Regions from separate parts of the Mus musculus genome. Here region 1 is linked to region 2. A link is a loop called in an ENCODE intact Hi-C map of the cell type or tissue named here. Cell type or tissue: heart. All regions are shown on one strand. Links, peaks and the distances in the headings refer to the core of each region. The heading gives the core; the rest is flanking DNA. Region 1 holds the start of Cib1 (calcium and integrin binding 1 (calmyrin)). Region 2 holds the start of Prc1 (protein regulator of cytokinesis 1).

What was found. Hi-C counts contacts between places; a loop is a spot of excess contacts. Peaks named below come from ENCODE experiments on the same cell type or tissue, not always from the same donor. Only the 100,000 strongest peaks of a DNase experiment are listed, where the experiment ranks them.
Region 1: it touches region 2 in a loop (7-fold over the local background); 1 of 42 quality-filtered maps calls a loop at or near these places.

What each region holds. Positions count from the first base shown.
Region 1 is chr7:80,230,242-80,235,614 of GRCm38, reverse strand. Cib1 (calcium and integrin binding 1 (calmyrin)) reads left to right here and starts at 2,810. Exons shown (of 7, transcript NM_011870.5): 1 at 2,810-3,105; 2 at 3,237-3,271; 3 at 5,191-5,299. The coding sequence starts at 3,055. It overlaps Gdpgp1 (GDP-D-glucose phosphorylase 1), which reads right to left and starts at 2,722. Exons shown (of 2, transcript NM_178752.3): 1 at 2,410-2,722. In heart, for the core only: no CTCF peak of the experiment used is centred there; a DNase peak (open chromatin) is centred at 2,854; H3K4me3 peaks cover 2,748 bases; H3K27ac peaks cover 1,724 bases.
Region 2 is chr7:80,291,550-80,296,922 of GRCm38, reverse strand. Prc1 (protein regulator of cytokinesis 1) reads right to left here and starts at 2,447. Exons shown (of 15, transcript NM_001374624.1): 1 at 2,332-2,447. The coding sequence starts at 2,342. Vps33b (vacuolar protein sorting 33B) reads right to left here. Exons shown (of 23, transcript NM_178070.4): 23 at 5,344-5,373. It also overlaps a transcript of Rccd1 not described here. In heart, for the core only: a CTCF peak has its summit at 2,507; a DNase peak (open chromatin) is centred at 2,592; H3K4me3 peaks cover 2,419 bases; H3K27ac peaks cover 1,652 bases.

The DNA.
Region 1 (5,373 bases), core at 61-5,060, 61 kb after region 2:
AGGCAAAACACCATTAATCACATATAAATTTAAAACGAGTTAATCAGAAGCGGAACATGACAGTACACACTGACAATCCCAGGGCCTGAGGAGTAGAGGCAGGAGAATAAAAACGTCCAGGCTAAGGGCTGGAGACCTGCAATTCAGACGGCTCGTTACACAATCACAAGGACTGGGGTTCCAGTCCTCGGTCAGGTGACTCACAAGTGTCAGCAACTCAAGCTTCAAGAGTTCCAACATCCTTGGGTCCCCATGGCACCTGCAGATGCCTGTGTGTATACACTCAACTCACAGACACCCAAAATAAAAAATTACAGAAAAATTAAAAATAAGAATAGCTACATAGCCAGCTCCAGGCCAATATGAATGGCATGAGTCTGTCTTAATAACAACAAACCAAAAAAAAGACCTGTCCCATAGAAAAGTGACTGCTTTGGGTATCACCATGGCCTGCAGTGGAAAGCACACGTGGAAGTGGTGGTAAGTCCTATGCAGATGGTCACCTCACTACACATGCAGGGAAAACTGGGCAAATGGTACTGGGTGGAATAAGAAAGCAGTTGGAGCAGGCCATGAGGAACAAGCCAGTAAGCAGTGTTTCTTCATGGTGTCCACTTAAGTCCCTGCTTCCAGGTTGACATCTGGACTTTACTCAGTGATAGAGTTAACCTGAGAGCTGTAAAATGAAACCCTTCCCTCCACAAGTTGCTTTTATCACAGCCATAGAAACTCTAAGACACATCACTATCCCCTACTTCATTATTATTATTATTGTTATTTTATTTTTTATTTTTTTAAGTCTAGAGCTAGGGTTTCACACTGTTGCTCAGGTTATCCTTGAATTTGTGATCTTGTGATACAAGTCTCATAAATAACTGGGCTTACAGCTCTGTGCCACCAGGTTCAACCTATTTAGTAACTTTAAAGTATGATATACATGCTCAGGCTTAATAAAGCTCAGAATGAGAATTAGTTAGAAGGGTCAAGAATAAATCTATACACCAGGCACCACACTCTAGGGCAGGCTCCATGCAGTAGATGAACAACTCAAAATGAACTCAATGATATATATATATATATATATATATATATATATATATTTTTTTTTTTTTTAAATAACCTTGATTTGGGGGGAGGGGCGGGGGGAATGAATCTGTATTAGCTTACTCTAGTACAGCGTTTCTCAATCTGTGAGTCCTGTCCCTTTTACAGGGGTTACCGAAGACCATTGAAAAACACAGATATTTATATAATGATTCATAACAGTAGCAAAATTACAGTTATGAAGTAGCAACAAAAATAATTTTATGGCTGGGGGTCACCACAATGTGAAGAACTGAATTAAAGGGTCCCAGCATTAGGAAGGTGAGAATTACTGCTCTCGAGGAGCAGAACTGATGAATATTTACTAAGAGGGGATTTATTAAATTGGTTTACTCAGTATTGTCTGGGCTGATCAACAGCGGCAGCTGTCCCCAAGGATGCATCTCTGCAGTCCCAAGCCGGTGCTGGGTTCCTAGAGAGCTGTTGGTCTTCAATCTGAGTTGGCAGCTGGAACACTATGATTCTAATGTCATTAAAGGAAATCCTTAGTGGCAGGTACAGGATAGAGACTTATCAGCAAGCCAAGGCAAACAGGCCAAAAGCCATCTTCCGTTTCCGTTTGGTACGGGTTGCCACCTGAGCGCACTGCCGCAGTAGATTTTCGCACTTCAAATAAACTGATCAAGAAAATCCCTCTGCTCAGGGGTTTCTATGAGGTAAGACCCTGAGTGGACCAGGAAAGCAAGCCATAGCCCCTGGGCTTTGCGGTAGAGCCTGCACCTCTCCTGGAGGCTAAAGAAGGAGCAGAGAGAAAGAAGCATGAGAAGCAAGGTTTACAGTCTCCTACCCAGAGGGTATGGAACATCTAGCTGGACTGGCCGGATGAAGGACCAGACTTCTCTAGGAATGAATACCAGTCCAGTACGAAGTTAAAATATTCTCAAATAAATTGTAATTGACTTGGCCCTGTTGTGCCAGGTGACGAAGCAAAAAAAAAAAAAAAAAAGAAAAAAGAAAATCCCTCACAGGAGTGTCAAGCTGTTTCCCTTCTCCTTGACTCCAGATCCAACCAAGTTGACCACCCAGATCACAAAATCCACATTTCCTCCTCCGGAAGCTTGGAATCTTCACTTTTTCACACAGTGTAAATATGTTCATACTTGCATCTGATTATTATTTGAGAGGAGAGAAGGGCAAATCTTGGTTCCTACAGCTGGAAGCTCGCAATTTGTGGGAGGAATCAAAGGAGGCACCCCAGCTGTGACGATAAAACAGCAGGAGGGACCTGTGGACAGAACTGACCTCTAAATACCGGAGTCCGGACACATCACTGAAATTGAACCTGTTTGTAAAATGGAAGCCTACCTTGCTAACTGTTCCACGAATGGGCGATAACTGCACAATCCAGTAAACACCTTCAAGAGCCACTTCAAGAGGAAGCTAAGCTTCTTCTGGAAGAATTGGCACGGTGGCAGAGGCTGCAGCTCTTGTCCCGTGAGACAGTCTAGGACTGACCCTATCCGCAGAGGGGCACCGGATCTCCTCCAGCCCGGGAGCGAGTATGGAGGTTACCCGCCTCCACCCAGAGCTGGGGTCTTCTGCACTTGATTTAGGTGAGGCGGATGCATCTCAAGGCTCAGTGCACAGACGGGTCCCGGAACTCAGCAAACGCGTGAAGACCGCGACGCAGGCGCAGTCTGCATCACGTGCGCATGGCTCGTTCCGCCCCGCCCACTAGAAGGCGGGGCCACGAGGCCTGGGCCCCGCCCCGATGCGTCCGGCTCCTCCCCGGGCCCTCCCTCCAGCTCTCCTGGGCCCGCGGGGAGCCGGGAGCCGGCCCGCTGAGCGGCGCTAAGGGTGGCGGGGCACTGTAGGCAGGGGCGGGCCCGGGGGCGGAGGCCAGGCAGCGGTTGCTACGGGGACTGGGCGGGGACGCGGCCCCGAGGACGGAAGTGAGAAAGTTGCCGGCGTCCCGGGGAGAGTTGGCCTAGCTGTGCGCGCACCGCGGCGATGGGAGGTTCGGGCAGTCGCCTGTCTAAGGAGCTGCTGGCCGAGTACCAGGTGCGCGGGGCGCCAGTTCTCGCGGAGCTCGCGTGCGAGCCCGCGCAGGGGAGTGGGGTTCGGGGAACAGGTGGCGGGGCGGCCGTGGCTTTCGGGCGGCTTGCAGACCCTTGTCTGGATTTGCCTTTCAGGACCTGACGTTCCTGACCAAGCAGGAGATCCTCCTGTGAGTGCTGCCCTGACCCCGGTCCTCCAACTCGGGATTGCCAGGGGAGGGCTTTGCGGGTACTTTTCTCGCGGGATACGGATTGGACGTCTCACCTCCGAGGGTGGGGCTGTGCTTCTGGGATGTCAGGATCACTGGATCTGGAGTCGGAGGCTCAGAGTGCAAGTCCCACCCGCTCCAGAGCCTCACCTTTGCACCACGCAAACACTTCTGTGTATCCAGGAAAAGTTGAACTGTTTGAGCTCCTCTAGCCTCCTCACTGCCGAGCTTCCTGCTCGCTTCTAAAAGGAACTGCTGTGACTCTTTGCGGACTTTGCCCTCTGGCAAAACCAAGAGGTCTTGTACGTGGCTCGCTCCAATCCCAACTTTACCTGTTTAATTCAGTAACCGTTAACGTTTACTGAACCCTTACTCTGCCCAGTAGCTCCTGAGTGATCCACACATTACTTCAGGAGGAGGTTACAGATCAAGGAATCAGGTTCAGAGAGTTCTGAGAACTTGACTATAAAGCACACTATAAGTGATTTGCTGGCCAGAGCGCTTGAGTTAGGTTCCTAGCCCCACAATGAAATTCTACTGGGAAAGAGGTGGTGGCTGAGAGGAGTCTCTGGAGTGGAGGTAACATGTGTTTTTGTTACTGTAATGTTAGAGTCCAGGTACTTGGCCCACACAGGCAGTCCTAACCAGCTAGGCTGTGCTACCTGTCCTCAGTAGGCCAAGGAAAGGGACAATATTGAAAAGCAGAGAAACGAAATGTATCCAATGTGGCCATACTGGGAAAAAAAAAAAGCTAAGAATGGACATGACCGCTCCTCCCCCCATCTTTAAGTCAATCTTCATGTCCAGCTGATGTGAGGTTTATATTTAAATAAAGGGCAAGGGTATGTAAAATTAAGCAGCAGTCCTGGGCAAGATGGAGTCTCTCCTTCATTGTCTCAGCTCTAGTCTCATGAAAGGTGATCTTCTGACAAGTTACCAGAGCCGTCTGTGTAAAATCTCTTCCTGGTAGACATTTTCTCCTAAGTAGACAACAGGCTTCAATTCATCCTTCTCACAACACGAGATTGCCGGGGAATTCCAATTTCTCGGGGGACATTGTTTCTGTAGTTCAATAGCCAAAGGGACAGGCACAGATGTCTCTAGAGTTATCTTTTTCCTGCCAGGACTGTTGCAAAGAATGCCTGACACTGAAAGGGAAAGTCGCAGCTCAGGACCCCCAGACCAAGTTCTTAGCACAAAGGAGATTTATTGCCTTAGAGGGACAGAGGGCAAGAAATAACAAAGACATGAGTTCGAAGACAGGAAGAAGGGGAAGGGAACAATGGAGAGGTGGAAGGAGTATTTGTCCTACAGGAGAAAGGACTGCCTCTGGATAGAGAGGAGACAGACATGGACATAGGAAAATGGCAGATTATAAAGGTATAAGGGGAAACCCTGGGCTACGAGGAGGTGTTTAATTTTAGCCAAAGGGGGCTTTTGATTGCTGGACGTGAATACTTTGATAGCTGGACCTTGGTCGTCGGCCTCAGGAGGAGGAAGTGGCCAAATAGGGGAATAGACTTTGGGGGCTGGCTTTAGCAATGTAGGTTTGTAGCAAGGTAGAAGGAATTGGGCCCTGCAGAGTGAGCAAGGCCTGCCAGAACCATGCTCACCAAGCTAGTCAGAGTCCCTTCAGATAGTGTCTTGCAGACATGGGTAAGTTCTTATAATTGCCCACCCTAAGAAGGGACCCCCCCAAGCCTCTGCTGTTTTGTGAATTACCCTCTTTGGCTAAAGATTGCCCAATGACTGGGAATCCTGGGTGTGTGACTTAGTTTCACAGCTGGTTTATAGGGCATTCAAACCGCAGAATGGGGATGTCATAAATACAGGGAGACTGACTGCTTGAGGCCACCAATAAGTTCCCCTCTCTCTGCCAGAGCCCACAGACGCTTTTGTGAGCTGCTTCCCCCAGAGCAGCGGACCGTGGAGGAGTCACTGCACACCCGAGTATCGTTTGAGCAGATCCTCAGCCTCCCAGAGCTCAAGGTTCAGTCCTCTACCCACTTCATCCACCCTCTCTCTGCTAGTACCTTCCCTAACCCTTCCTATTGATTGTAAGC
Region 2 (5,373 bases), core at 158-5,157:
TTTTTTGGTTTTTTTGTTTTTCGAGACAGGGTTTCTCTGTGTAGCCCTGGCTATCCTGGAACTCACTTTGTAGACCAGGCTGGCCTCAAACTCAGAAATACGACTGCCTCTGCCTTCCGAGTGCTAGGATTAAAGGCGTGCGCTACCACGCCCAGGTAAAGGAAAATAATTAATTGAGCTGGCTTAGTGCTTCCCCCATCCCAGCCCTCCAAAAAGGAACCACATATAGTGGTGTACTCCTTTAATCCCCACACTCAGAAGTACTCAGAAGGCAGGGGCAGCTGCATCTCTGGGGTTGAGGCCAGCCTGGCCTACACAGGGAGTTCCAGGGCAGCCAGAGCTGTGTACAGACCCTGTTTTAAAAGCACCCTACCCTAATAAATAAAATAAAGAAATCTTTTTAAAATACAACATTGAGACATAAATTCAAGGATCTCAAATCCGACTGAAACCAAGACAAGGGATTGGTGTGGCCTTCCTGCAATCTCAACAAGTGTGTCTCAGAAGTTTTTTAAAAAGCAGAAAATAGCCAGGCATGGTGGCGTATGCCTTTAATCCCAGCACTTGGGAGGCAGAGGCAGGTGGATTTCTGTTTGAGGCCAGCCTGGTCTACAAAATGAGTTCCAAGACAGCCAGGGCTACACAGAGAAACCCTGTCTCGAAAAACAAAACAAAAAACAAAACAAAAGCAGAAAATACTTGGACAAGCCATACTGGAAGACTTTATTTTCTTGGGGGAGGGGCGTGGTCTCTTATAAGCTGCTCTGGCCTTGAACCTCCCACCTCTACCTCCCAAGACAGTGGGGGGGATAGATGTGCCCCTCACCCAGCTGTCTGGCTTTCCTATTTTGAAATAGGATCTCTTTATATTGCAGATGTCTGGAACTCCCTGTCTTGAACTCCTGAGATCTGTAGATTACAGGTGAGGGTAATCATATCCAAATATACTCTGAATACAAATTTCTATTCAGTGTAAGTTAGGATTTTACTAGTCTTCATAATGCACCATTAACCCCAGAAGGGCTTAATGAATAACGTCATTCAGATGGGAATATCTGAAATCCTTAGCCTTGTACTCAATTTCTTTTCACAATACTACTTGTCAGTTGTTTTCATTCTATTCCCAGACTCTTGAGGCCAAGTATCTGGGGGTAAAAAAAATGATCAAAATCTATAATCACAAAACCAAGATTCTTAGAAATTACAAAGCCTTGTCACCCAACTCGTTGCAGAAAATTATTTTATAAATTCGAAAACGGCATTCAGCCTTTTACTCAAAGAGTCAGTTCTGATTGGATTTCCAATCGGGCACTCCCAAGCAGTGCCCGGGAATTTTCTTTTTAATAGAGGATTCTTTTTATTTATTTTCATAGGTGCGTCGGTGTTTTTCCTAGATGTATGTCTGTATGTGAGGGTGTCAAAAATCACCTGGAACTGGAGTTAAAGACAGTTGTGAGCTGCCTTGTGAGTGCTGGGAAATTGAACCCACCTCCTCTGGGAGAGCAATCAGTGCTTTTAGCCGCTAAACCATCTCTCTAACCCCGCCTGGGAATCTTAAAACGACCGGAAAAGAATTCGAATTTGTTAACTTGCAAGGAAATAAAGCCTTTCTTTCTTTCTTTCTTTTTTTTTTTTTTTTTTTTTTTTTTTTTTTTTTTTTTGTGACAGGGTTTCTCTGTGTAACCCTGGCTGTCCTGGAACTCACTCTGTAGCCCTGGCTATCCTCGAACTCAGAAATCCGCCTGCCTCCGCCTCCCAAGTGGTGGGATTAAAGGCGTGTGCCACCACTGGCCGGCTCAAGCCGTCTTCCTAACTCAAGTAAAAACGCGGAACTGTAAGACACGAAGAAAAAACGATACATTTAAAACTTTAAGGTTAAAAAAACTTCAGGGCTTTTTGTACTGTCTCACTCCGTAGCCCAGGTTAGTCTTAAACTACATCTCCTAGGCTAAACTCGAATCGATTTTGTTCTAGCCTCCCGAGCAATGCGATTACAGACTATACTCAAGAGATGAGAAGCCCACACCATTACATGCTCAGCGTTTACACAGAGAAGAGGCCGAGTAGCCGCGACTTGCGGCGGCACCTGAGCTCGGCCGCCAGCTACGCCAGGCCTGAGACAAACCCACCCCGGCCTCGAGGAAGCGTGTCAACCCCGCGCTGTCCCCGCTGCTCGCCCCGCTAGTGGCCTCGGGCACAGATGCCCTCCGGAGCCGGCTTCGAGCGCCCCAGCCACAGACATCGGTGCCTGAAGACCGGCGAACCCAGCTTGTCGAACCTGGTACCAGACCCGCACCTCAGTAATGGGTCCCGCCCCTAAGAGACCCGCACCTTCTCCTCATGGTGGACGCTCCAAGCTGTCCAGAATCGAGACCCTCCACTTGCCACGCGCGGGACGGAGAACGGTAACCAGCCGCAGCAGACTTCACCCGGAGTCCGTCTCCACTCTCGAGCCGTTGGACCCCGCGGAATTCAAACCGAGCCAGAGGCGGTGCCAAATGACAATTGGTTACCGCGTCCGCCACTCACGGAGCCCCGCCCTCGTCCCGCCCCTCCTGCGAAGGGCTGCTGCCTAGGCCTGGGATACAGAGACCGCCTAGGGCGTGGGAAGCGCTTGCACGGGGAGCGTGCGGGCCTCAATATGCGCATGCGTGCACCTATGCCCGCCTCAAGGGTGGGGTGTAGGGGTGTGGCCGATGATGTCACCGGTACCCACTGAGTTGCTGCCGTTGGGTTTCAAATTTTTGTGCTTCCTGAGAAGTATTGGGTAGACTGCCAGAACAGCTCGACTTCTTGCTACTCTCCAATGTCCCAAGAGGAGCAGGGACTAGCAGGAAAGCTTAGAAGGAAAAAAAAACCAGGCTCTTGGTCCTGGTACCTTAGTGGACAAGTTTATCGCATTTAATCATTAGAACACACCTGTTAATAATGATCATCACTATCCTGAAGAAAAAGATTTGAGTAGCTTTTCCAGAACGTAGGCGGCAGAGACAGGACAGGGAAATAGTTTGGGCTACAGGAAAAAACTGACTTGCCCAATTTAGCTGTGAGCAAATGGTGATTTGGGCTTTGTTTTTCTTGCACATTATAAGATTTAGGTAAATCAGGAAAACTCCACAATTTGAACATGACATCAAAGTATTTGTGTAGCCGGGCGTGGTGGCGCACGCCTTTAATACCAGCACTTGGGAGGCAGAGGCAGGCGGATTTCTGAGTTCGAGGCCAGCCTGGTCCGCAAAGTGAGTTCCAGGACAGCCAGGGCTACACAGAGAAACCCTGTCTCGAAAAACCAAAACAAACAAACAAACAAACAAAAAACAAAAACAAAAAACAACCAAAGTATTTGTGTGTCCTTTTCTTCCCACTGACCCATAGCATCTGTATCCCATTTTCAATGATTTACTATTACCTAATACACTGCTATGGGAGTATCTCCTTTGCTACTCAGACTAAAATTTGTAATAAAGCTGAGATGAATTTCTTTTTTGCTACCTCCTCCAAAATGATTTGTAGAAGTGTAATTATTGAATTCTCCTTTGCGAAGAGGTACTTATTAACCTATCTTCTGCACCAAACTTTACCTGGAGTATCCTTGTTACCCACAGCACTGGTGATTAGCAATGCGCTTTTAAACCACTAGCTTCCATCTATAGGCCCAAAATAAAACAAAATCTAGTTTATACTGAATTATAACTAAAATTGTCTGCTTTTCTGTATTGGTCAACTGTACCATCTATAAGAGTCTCATTATTTGCTTCTCTTTTTTATGATAAATACATTTATTAAATTTGTGTGTGTATATGGGGTGGTCATGTGTGGAGAATAGAGGGCAACTTAAAAGATTCAGTTTTCTCCTCCCACTGCATGGGTCTAGGAAGTAGAATCCAAAGCTGTGATTCTCAAAATGTGGGTCTTGAGCCCTTTGGGGGGGGGGGGGTGTCAAATAGCCCTATCACAGGAGTAGAATAGCAGACATCCTACATAACAGATATTTGATTCATAACAGTAGTAAAATTACAACTATAAAGATATTTGTTTATTTGCCTGTTTATTTGTTGAGTGCTAGGGTTATCACACCCTAGCAAGCCAAGCGCTATCACACCCTGACACACCTGTTTTTTCTGAGACAAGGTGTCATTCTGTACACCAGGATGGCATGAAACTCATTGCATAGCCCAAGCTGGTCTTGAACTTGTCAGTCATCTTCCTGCCTCAGCCTCCCATGTGCTGGGATTATAGAAAGTCATTGAGTTTGTCATCAGAAAGATTTTTTTCTTACTTTTAGAAAACAAAACATAATATTTTATTTACTAGGCACAGTAATAGAAACCTGTAATTACAACATGTGAGAGGCAGGAGGATCATGATAACTTCGAGTCCAGCCTGGTTTACATAAGTCTAGGCTAGCCAGTGATCATGTCTCAAAAAAGGAACAAGTAAACCTGTCTGTTTAAGTTAGAGCAGTAACACATTTATCTTCTGGAAGTGTACTGGAGCACAGAACCTTAGGATGGGAAGGCGTGTGTGCACCACTGTGGGCCACTGCAGCCTTCCTCCTCCTATACACGGGAGGTTAGTGACTCCCTCCAGGGAAAACGGAGTAGGCCCAGGATCGTTGAACTATTTTAATCTTATCCCTGTCTAGTTTACGTAAGAATGAGACCCAGCTATGGTTATTTTATTTGACTATGACAGTTACTGGCAGTCACCCCTAATCTACTTTTCTAACTGCTAGCCTCACTACCTCCCCAGTGGTGTATCCCAGACACTTGCCGCTTCTCCTGGCCTTGTGCTCATGGTCCATCTTCCCTCACAGTGGCTTCCTCCTCCCTCTGTCTCCTTTCTTTCTCCTTTGTTGCAACTTCCAACCATGTAACTCAAAACCCACCTATCTCTAATCCTTCCAGTAATTAGCTGTTCCATTTTATTTAACCAATAGTTTTAAATTAAGGAGCAAGGTTTGTACAACAAAGGTTGATAAATGTGAGAACTCACTCCTGGTACAAAATTTAACATTACAATATGTAGCAACAGACCAAACCTCCTCCAAGAGTAAACAATGAAAGTCCAGGTCATGAAGCACATGAAGCCCCCAGGAAAGTCTCACTATGTAAAAAAGGAGATTGTATGTCTAGGACTACAAAGATATTGCATTTGAGAACAGAGGTGCCCAGCAGTGGTTTAAAAACCACTTTAATCCCAGCACTCAGGAGGCAGAGGCAGGCAGTTTCTGAGTCCAAGGCCAGCCTACTCTACAGAGGAAGTTCCAGGACAGTCAGGGCTATACAGAGAAACCCTGTCTTGAAAACAAACAAACAAACAAACAAACAAAAAACAAAGAGAGAGAGAGAGAGAACAGAGGCTTTATTTACA